Linked DNA regions of Homo sapiens: all the other regions are linked to region 2. Evidence: chromatin contacts called from ENCODE Hi-C or POLR2A ChIA-PET data. All regions are on one chromosome and are shown on one strand. The core of a region is the stretch at or near the end of the contact, and the rest is flanking DNA. Distances in the headings are between cores, read along the strand shown.

What was found. Hi-C counts contacts between places; a loop is a spot of excess contacts on that map. ChIA-PET counts read pairs that join two places held with the same protein, here RNA polymerase II (POLR2A). Pooled maps may share reads with other maps.
Region 1: a pooled map shows a loop between it and region 2 (2.4-fold over the local background). The contact joins the promoter of LINC01224 here to the promoter of ZNF724 in region 2. A Hi-C loop is called at or near these places in 1 of 50 pooled maps. POLR2A ChIA-PET finds 5 or more read pairs at or near these places in 4 of 52 experiments (WTC11, activated T-cell and activated naive CD4-positive, alpha-beta T cell).
Region 3: a map of OCI-LY7 shows a loop between it and region 2 (2.0-fold over the local background). The contact joins the enhancer-like site here to the promoter of ZNF724 in region 2. A Hi-C loop is called at or near these places in 1 of 168 maps with a recorded cell type or tissue (OCI-LY7), 8 of 37 single-sample maps with no recorded cell type and 6 of 50 pooled maps. POLR2A ChIA-PET finds 5 or more read pairs at or near these places in 8 of 52 experiments (AG04450, H1, OCI-LY7 and 3 more).

Annotation. Positions count from the first base shown.
Region 1 is chr19:23,414,824-23,417,953 of GRCh38, forward strand. LINC01224 (long intergenic non-protein coding RNA 1224) reads right to left here and starts at 1,251. Exons shown (of 5, transcript NR_126449.1): 1 at 1,071-1,251. The region is part of intron 2 of LOC105372335 (a long non-coding RNA gene); the gene reads left to right. RefSeq lists enhancers at 218-875, 876-1,531.
Region 2 is chr19:23,248,881-23,251,925 of GRCh38, forward strand. It overlaps ZNF724 (zinc finger protein 724), which reads right to left and starts at 1,514. Exons shown (of 4, transcript NM_001355404.2): 1 at 1,360-1,514. The coding sequence starts at 1,362. RefSeq lists an enhancer at 1,135-1,424 and a silencer at 1,555-1,614.
Region 3 is chr19:23,069,575-23,072,748 of GRCh38, forward strand. No RefSeq gene overlaps it. Among named protein-coding and RNA genes, the nearest start is that of LINC01858, 9.9 kb to the left of the region's middle. Within about 2 kb of position 1,802, at least 2 of the 41 ENCODE cell types and tissues checked have a DNase peak (open chromatin) inside an H3K27ac peak, as active enhancers do.

The DNA of each region.
Region 1 (3,130 bases), core at 1-2,500, 170 kb after region 2:
TCCTGCTTGCCATACATTAGGAAGTCACAGAGGAAAACCAGTCCTCCTGTGGAGTGTTATTTAAAAAGCAGGAAATTAGACTGAAGGGGCTCTAGTGCCCTGTGTTCATAAGTAAAAAATGTAAAACCTATCTCGGATTCACTTCTTATAAATTATTTTAGGCAGAAACAAAATTCAGGCTTAACCTGCAATTAACCTCTGATTACATAACCAGGAAATTTCCACCCGAATCATACAAATAAGGTGACTACATAAACTGTAACCAATTCTTGAATTTGGTTTGCCTTCTCACACGCCCTTTTCAAAACCCTTCCCTTTTTGCCTTTCAGGTGGCCCACATATTATGGCTGGGTGCTTTCCATTTCACTAATCACTGCTCAGATAAACTCGTTAACGTTTTAACGTTGACTCCCTTTACTTTGCAAGAGAAGAAGCTGGGCGCGGTGGCTCATGCTTGTAATCTTAGCACTTTGGGAGGCCGCGGCGGTGGGGGGATCACTTGAGTCCAGGGGTTCCAGACCAGCTTCCACCATGGCGAAACCACTTCTCTACTAGAAATACAAAAATCAGCCAGGCGTGGTGGTGCAGGTCTTTAATCCCAGCTTTTCGGGGGGCTTAGGCACGAGAATCGCTTGAACCTGGGAGGCGGAGGTTGCAGTGATCACGCCATTGCACTCCAGCCTCGGCGACAGAGCAAGACTTTGTCTCAAACAAACCAACAAAATGTTTAACAAAAGAGACTGGGAGCCCCACCGGCCACAGCTCCTCCTACGCACACACGAGTCGGGATTCTGCCCTGATGACCCGCCTGGCATCCCTGAACAATCTGGGAAACACTCGGGGCTGCGTGCAGAGCTGCCCAGGGAGCTCCAGATAGGGCGCCGCAGGGACTGGGCGGGACGCGCGGGTCATTGCTGCGGGCCCAGCCACCATCTTGCGGCCAGAGGGACCTGGGACGGAGCTGCGCCAGCAGGGACTCAGGTCGGCAACCCAGGAGCGGTGAGGAGGCCAGTCCCGTCGGTTTCTCAGCCAGCTCTCCCCTCTCGGGATGCTCAACCCCTCACACTCACCCTTTCCCACCTTCTGGAATGTCCTGGCATCTTAGCTGTCTGTGCACGTCCCAGGACCTGCAGATCACAGGGCAACAGCCTGTCACCGGCTGGGGCGAGAGGGGGGCAGAGGTGGAGGACGTTGAATAGCAGAAAGCGATCCCAAGCTCTGGCTGCAGCGAGAGACAAAAGCCCCGCCAAATGCCGGATGCCACGCCCTCCTCTCCAACTGTGCCACTGATTCGATAAAGCACCAGCACTCGCCCAGTACCACTCCCTCCACCCCCAGGAAAACAGGCTAAAGCAGGGAGTGTCAACCATAGGGAATTACAGCCAATTAAGAAGTAAGCTGAGACTTGAAATGAACTTGCTCTTTCCCTTACCTGGGTCTGCTTGTATAATGCATCTTATTTGCTACTTAAGGGTAAGAAAAGAACATTTGGATTATTTTTGTTTGTTTGAGACTGAGTTTTGCTCTTATTGCCCAGGCTTGAGTGCAATGGTGTGATCTTGTTTCACTGCAACCTCTGCCTCCCAGGTTCAAGTGATTCTCCTGCGTCAGCCTCCCGAGTAGCTGGGATTACAGGCGCATGCCACCACACCCAGCTACTTTTTGTATTTTTAGTACAGACGGGGTTTCGCCAAGTTGGGCAGGCTGGTCTCGAACTCCTGACCTCAGGTGATCCTCCCACCCCAGCCTCCCAAAGTGCTGGGATTACAGGCGTGAGCCACCATGCCTGGCCCATTTGAACATATTTTAACAACTTTTTAATGATTTTGATAATGCAGGAAAGACCCTCATCCCATCCCTGAGTACCTCTCTCATCATGCTATACCACGCTGTTGACCACATCGTGGGATGGCCATTAGGAATGGGGCAGGGGTGGGGGAAAGCGGTGGCTGAGAATGGTTAAGCAAAAATTATGTTACCCAAATTTGTTTATTTTAGAAAGACTTCTCAATCATTCTGTGTGAAGTGTGTATTCCAGGGTAATTGTGCCCTGACTGCACTGCATCTCAATCTGACTTCTCTTTTTTAAAATCACTGGATTACTGTCACTAATGGGGTATTTTATTTTCTATTTTATTTCTATTTGAAAATGGCCAACTGTCCTTTGTGGGTGTCCTGATTTGATTTGCTGGGTTAGACCATGGAGGTAAGAGTGAGGAAATATTGGGTCACATCAGAATAACTTATTCTCATTTAGAGAATATATAGGAATTTTTTCTTTTTTGAGATGGAGGTTTGCTTTTGTTGCCCAGAAGGGAGTGCAATCGTGTGATCTTGGCTCACTGCAACCTTCTTCTCCTGGGTTCAAGCGATTCTCCTGCCTCAACCTCCCGAGTAGCTGGGATTACAGGCTCCCACCACCATGCCCTGGGTCTGTCAGGGTTTCATCATATTGGCCAGGCTGGTCTTAAACTCCTGACCTCAGGTGATCCACCTGCCTCGGCCTCCCAAAGTACTGGGAATACAGGCATGAGCCACCGCGCCCAGCCAGGAATTTCTTAATAATATATAACAGTTTTCTCAATACCCATTTTATATGTATATGTATGTGTATATATATATATATATATATATATATATATATATATATATATATTTTTTTTTTTTTTTTTGAGACAGTGTTTCACTTTTGTTACCCAGGCTGGAGTGCAATGGCATGATCTCAGCTCACCTCAACCCCCACCTCCTGGGTTCAAGCGATTGTCCTGCCTCAATCCTCCCAGCCTCCCGAGTAGCTGGGATTATAAGAATGCGCCACCACGCCCGGCTAATTTTGTATTTTTAGTAGAGATAGGGTTTCTCCGTGTTGGTCAGGCTGGTCTTGAACTCCTGACCTCAGGTGATCCGCCCACCTCGGCCTCCCAAAGTGTTGGGATTACAGCCATTTGCCACCGTGCCCGGCCAATACCATTATATTTAACAGTGATAGCTTACAGGGCAGGGAGGGGACACATATGACACAACCTTAGAATTTTAATTTGGTCGTAAGTTTTTTTGTTTTGTTTTGTTTTTGGAGACAAGGTCTCACTCTGGTACCTAGGCTGGAGTACAGTGGCACAACCATAGCTAA
Region 2 (3,045 bases), core at 264-2,763:
GCTACTTGGGAGGCTGAGGCAGGAGAATCACTTGAACCCGGGAGGTGGAGGTTGCAGATCGTGCCACTGCACTCCAGCTTGGGCGTCAGTGCAGGACTCCGTCTCAAAAAAACAAAACAAACAAACAAACAAAAAAAACTAAGAAGAAGAAAAGAGGAGAGAAACAAACAAACAAAGACAGGAAGACAGAAAGAATATAACTGTACCTAACCAATTATTGAATTTGGGATTTTTGCATCATGCACCTTATCAAAGTCCTTCAAGCCCCTCTTATAAACCAAAAACTACAACCCATAGGGGTGCTCTAAAATTTTTGAACCACTCTTTGATTAAATTATTTAATATTTTTGCAGAGACTGCCTTTTTTTTTTTTTTTTCTAGACAGAGTCTTCTTACTCTGTCGCCCAGGCTGGAGTGCAGTGGCGCGATCTTGGCTCACTGCAACCTCCTCCCAGGTTCAAGCGATTGTCCCGCCTCAGCCTCCCGAGTGGCTGGGATTACAAGCATGCGCCACTATGCCCGGCTTTTTTTTTTTGAGACAGAGTCAAGCTCTGTCACCCAAGCTGGACAGCAAATGGCGTCAGCTCGCCTCACTGCAACCTCCGCCTCCCGGGTTCAAGCGATTTTTCTGCGTCAGCCTCCTGAGTAGCTGGGATTACAGGACCGCGCCACCACGCCCGGCTAATTTTTTGTATTTCTAGTAGAAACGGGGGTTTCACCATGTTGGTCAGGCTGGTCTCGAACTCCTGACCTCGTAATCCGCCCACCTCGGCCTCCCAAAGTGCTAGCATTATAGGCGCAGGCCACTGTGCCAGACTAATTTTTATATTTTTAGTAGAGATGGGGTTTCGCCATGTTGGCCAGGCTGGTCTCGAACTCCTGGCCTCGGGTGATCCGCCCGCCTCGGCCTCTCGAAGTGCTGGGATTACAGGCGTGAACCAAAGCGCCCGGCCTGCCATAAATTTTTAATAGGGGGAAAGATGAACTGGAAACGCAGCGGACTAAAGCCCTTCCCATTCATGAACCCGCTCCCCGAGTCAGGATTCTCCCCTGACTACCCTCCCTTGGTCCCTGCACAATCTGGGAGAGACGCTGCGCTGCGGGAGCAGAGCTGCCCAGAGAGGGCTCCAGGTCAGGGCACAGTCACTGGGCGGGGAAGAGACAAGACGCCCGGGGGCCGGCTGTCAGCGAAGCCGCCATCTTATGGCTGAAGGGGACTGAGGCCCAGCTGGGCAAGGAGAACTCAGGGCGCAGTTTGTGGAGATGACTGCGGGGAGGCCCGAGTCCGCCACAGCCACTTCCCACAGGTTTCAACCAGCCCCTCCCTCTCTCTCCGGATGTCGGAGCCGCCACTCTCACCATTTCTAGGCTTCCAGGGGAGGCCCTGGCGTCTTAGCTGTGGATCTCCCAATGCTTGCAGGTCAGAGGGCCACAGAGGCTGGGCCTCTAAGAGCAGGGGACACAAAGCAGGGAAGACGAGACCAAGCGCTCCAGCTGCAGCGAGAGACAAAGGCCCCGCCAAATCCCGGAAGCCGCCCTGTCCGCTCCAGTTGCGTGCCTGATTGGACGGTCCCCAGCTCAGGGTCCCTGATTGGAAAACGTCTAAGGCCCAGCCCCTTCAGGCCTTAAGTGACAGAAGACCTGACCAAACGCTGGACTGAATGAAGAAAGAGTGACAGCCTAAGCTGCAGCGTTTTCAGGCAGGGCTTCCTCCCTGAGCTTAGCCCACCCCGGAGGGTATTTGCATTTGACCTCGTGTATGAGGTTTCATGTATTTATAAATAACATACTATACGGCTATTCACAAATGAAAAATATATAATAACAATAATTTTAAAATTTCAGTTTTTATGATCTTCCTGGCTTCTGGCATTTGAGCAAGCAGCCTGAGACTTTTTTAAAAAGGCAATCCTCTGAAATAAAATATAAGCCACATGTGAATTTTGAATTTTCTAGTAGCCAACTTTAAAAAGAAACAAGAAAAAGGTGGAGTTGATTGTAACAATTTAACTTACCCAATATATCCAAAATATTATCAGTTTAATATGTGAGCAATAATTATATATGTATATACATGTATATGTATGTATATATGTATATATGTGTGTATATATGTATATATGTATGTGTGTATATATGTATATATATGTGTGTGTGTATATATATATACATATATATATATATATATATATATATATATATATATATCACTAAATCTTTGAAACTCACTCTGTATTTTACCATTCCAGCACATCGCAGTTTAGACCAGCGACATTCCAGGCACCCAGGAGCCACACGTGGCCAATAGCTGCCATATTGAAGTGCAGCTGCGATGTCAGCTGAGTGAAGGGCCTGGACATCAGAGGTGGGGGAAAGCCTCTTCCTACCAACATCTCTTCAGTTCCCAGGGTGGAACAGATAGTGGCCATAAAAGAGCAGAAGGCAGCAAGAATAAAATAACCACACATAGACCACTGCTGGCCACCTGTTGACCACCTTCCTTCCAGATTAAACAGTGAACAACAAGTGATGGGGTGACAGGAGAAGTAAACTCTATGTCTTCATATCTGTCCAGTCTTTTTTGAGACAGACTTTCACTCTTATTGCCCAGGCTGGAGTGCAGTGAAGTGCAATGGCAGGATCGCGGCTCACCACAACCTCCACCTCCCAGGTCCAAGCAATTCTCCTACCTCAGCCTCCCAAGTAGCTGGGATTACAGGCACGTGCCACCACACCCAGCTAATCTTTTGTATTTTTATTAGAGACAGGGTTTCTCCATGTTGGTCAGGCTGGTCTTGAACTCCCGACTTCCGGTGATCTGCCGGCTCCCACCTCCCAAAGTGCTGGAATTACAGACGTGACCCACCACGCCCGGCCTTTTTTTTTTTTTTTTGAGACAGACTTGCTCTGTCACCCAGGCTGGAGTGCAGTGGCACGATCTTGGCTCACTGCAACTTCCACCTCTTGGGTTCAAGCAATTCCCTGCCTCAGTCTCCTGAGTAGCTGACATTACAGGCGCCCACCACCACGCCGAGCTAATTTTTG
Region 3 (3,174 bases), core at 552-3,051, 180 kb before region 2:
GTGGAGCCCAGGAGTTCAAGACTACCCTGGGGGCTATATGGCGAGACATCTTTATTAAAAAATGATAATTAAAGTTTAAAAAGTAATATATATAACCACAGCCTGGACAACATACTGAGACCATGTCTCTACTAAAAAAAATAGATAGATAGATAGATAGATAGATAGATGATAGATAGATAGGTAGATAGATAGAGCCAGGCACGGTGGCTCACGCCTGTAATTCCAGCACTTTGGGGGCCAAGGCCTCACTCAAAAAGAAAAAAAAAAGAAGAAAAAAGAAATCTAAAACAACAGCAACTTCAGTGTGCAGGAAGGAGCAAGAGAAAGACAAAAGAAACAGAAAAAGAAAGAAATAAATAAAAATAAAACAGCGGCCAGGCGCGGTGGCTCACGCCTGTAATCTCAGCACTTCGGGAGGCCAACGCGGGCTGATCACCTGAGGTCGGGAGTTCGACACCAGCCTGACCAACATGGAGAAACCTCGTCTCTGCTAAAAATACAAAATTAGCCAAGTGTGGTGGCACATGCCTGTAATCCCAGCTACTCGGGAGGCTGAGGCCCGAGAACCGCTTGAACCCAAAAGGCGGAGGTTGCAGTGAGCCGAGATCGCGACTTTGCACTCCAGCCTGGGTAACAAGAGCAAAACTCCGTCTCAACAAGCAAACAAACAAAAAACAGCAACTCAATGTACTGTGGAAACAAACTTGAAGTGGGGCTAGGAAAACAAAAAAAAGAAAACAAAAACAGAAAGATCCCCTGAGCCTCAGCTACTCGGAGGCCGAAAAGAAAGGATTGCCTGGGTGAGCCCGGGAAGGTGGAGGTCGCAGTGAGCAGTAATCGCACCCTCTACTGGATCTTAGCGGTTCTGCAGCCGAGGAGAGCCATCTGGTCCGTCTTAAATATTTCAAGCTGGTGGCCAAGTCCTACACTCTTGGCCGACATCTGGTGGACCCGGCGGCCGGACTGAGAAGCCAGCAGGTAGAGGCCCAGCGGATCCACCCTACAGGCCAAGGGTGGCGCTCGCGGCCTGAAGCTGTTTTTCTGGCATCTAAGTCGCCAACCTTCCTTCCCACCGCGCCCCCAACCCCCATCTGCTGATCGATGTGGGCGGTGGAAAGAGGAGCAAGGGCTCAAGCGCAGGGACTGCCCCCCCGGTGACCATCCCACCCGCGGGGTGGGAGAGGGCAGGGACCCAGACTGCCACCCCCGGGCCCTCACAGCCATACCTGGGATGGGGCCTGCCGGGCCACACCCCCGGACACCTGCAACTGAACCATCCATACCATGCTTCCCCAGCCCTATCCCAGCCGGTGGATCGAGCTGCCACCACCCCCACTCCCAGGAATGAGGGGAGGAGCCAGGAACCAGAGGGGTGGGAGGCCAAGCAGGGGAGCCCCCCAACCCAAGGCACCCACCACGCAGCACGCCGTCCCTTTCGGCGCTCGGAAAGCCCTCGGGCGAACCCCTCCCGAGCCCACCCCTCCCGGGACCTCAGAAGATGGCTCAGGACGGCCCCTGACTCTCCATGGGGACTTGGGAATAAACTCGGCAGGCGCCTCAGACAGTCGGGACCAGCGTGGGCGTCCCTGGCCCCCTGCGTCAGGCCTGGTGGGTCCTGCGGGTCGGGCCTCGGCAGTTGCAGTGCGCTTGGGATCAGCCGGGGCAGCCCCACACTCGGCTCGGGCTGGGAGCGCGGGGACAGCCTCCCAAGCCACAGCCCTGCGCGCCCGACCTCCGACTCACAAGGGACGCGCCAGAGCTCTGGTCCCATTGAGACAGTTCAGCTGAAGGCTGCGGGCCTTCCCGAGCTCCGCCCAGCTCACAGCGGGGACGGTCCCTCCCTCGGCAGCTGCCGCTGGAGCTCCGGAGGACAAGAGAACTTAGAGAGGTGGCCTCAGTGGAGCCCGACAACCAGCGCGAACGTCAACAAGACAGATCGAGATGGCAAGGGCAGCTCGTGGGCGAAATGGATCCACCCGACCCCAGAAATGATCCCCGATACGTGGCTCTGCATAGACCACGACAGAGTCCAGTCAAAGACAACCCGTGGGTGTGGGTGTTTGCAGATGCTTGGAGATGCATCTCAGCGGGAGAAAGAATGACCAGGACTCGGTAGTGGGTGGTTTAGGACACAGGGAGATACAGAATGAGGAGACTGTCCCAGAATCCACACAAAGACGGACAGACGACGAACGGAAGGAAGGAAATAAAACAGAAAAAAAAAAAAGAAAGAGAAGAGAGAGAAAAAAAATGAAGAAAGAGAAAGAAATATCAAAAGAAAAATAGAGAAAATAATGAAAAGAAAAAGGGAAGATGAAAAAGGAAGGAAAAAGGTGGAGAGACACAAAAAGAAAAAGGAAGAAATGAAGGAAAAAAGGAAAGAAGAAAGAGAGAGGGGAAAAAAAGAATACAAAGAAAAAAGAAGAAAATAAAAGAGGGCAGAGCATGGTGGCTCATGCCTGTAATTCCAACACTTTGGGAGGCTGAGGTGGGAGAATCACTTGAGCCTAGGAGGTTGAGACCAGCCCTGACAACATAGTGAGGCCCTGCCTCTACTAAAAGTTAGCCAGGCATGATGCCACATTCCTGTAGTAGGAAGGAAGGAAGGCAGGAGAGGAGGAAAAAAAGGGAGGAAGGTAGGAATGTTGAGAGAAAGGCAGGAAGGAAGACAGGAGGGAATGAAGGAAGTTAGGGACCAGGTTCTACAAGGAGGAAATGTTAAAAAGAAACAGAGAAAAAGAAAGGAAGAGAGAAACACAGGAAGAAAAAGGGAAGGACAGTAAGAAAGAGACAGAAAGGGAGAAATTATGAAAATAGAAAGAAAAGAAAAAAAGTAGAAAGATGAAAATACATCTCTAAAAGAATAATAGGCGGGGCATCGTGGCTCATGCCTGTAATCCTAGCACTTTGGGAAGTCCAGGTGGGTGGCTCATGAAGTCAAGAGATCAGGACCATCCTGGCCAACATGGTGAAACCTCATCTCTACTAAAAATGCAAAAATTTGCTGGGCATCGTGGTGCGTGCCTGCAGTCCCAGCTACTTGGGAGGCTGAGGCAGGAGAATCACACATACACACAAAACCTGCTGCCTCAGGCTTTAAACACACACGTTTTCTGTAATCCAGGCTCATTTGATTGTGAGGGCTGTTGTCAGAAATGTTACTAAGAGAGG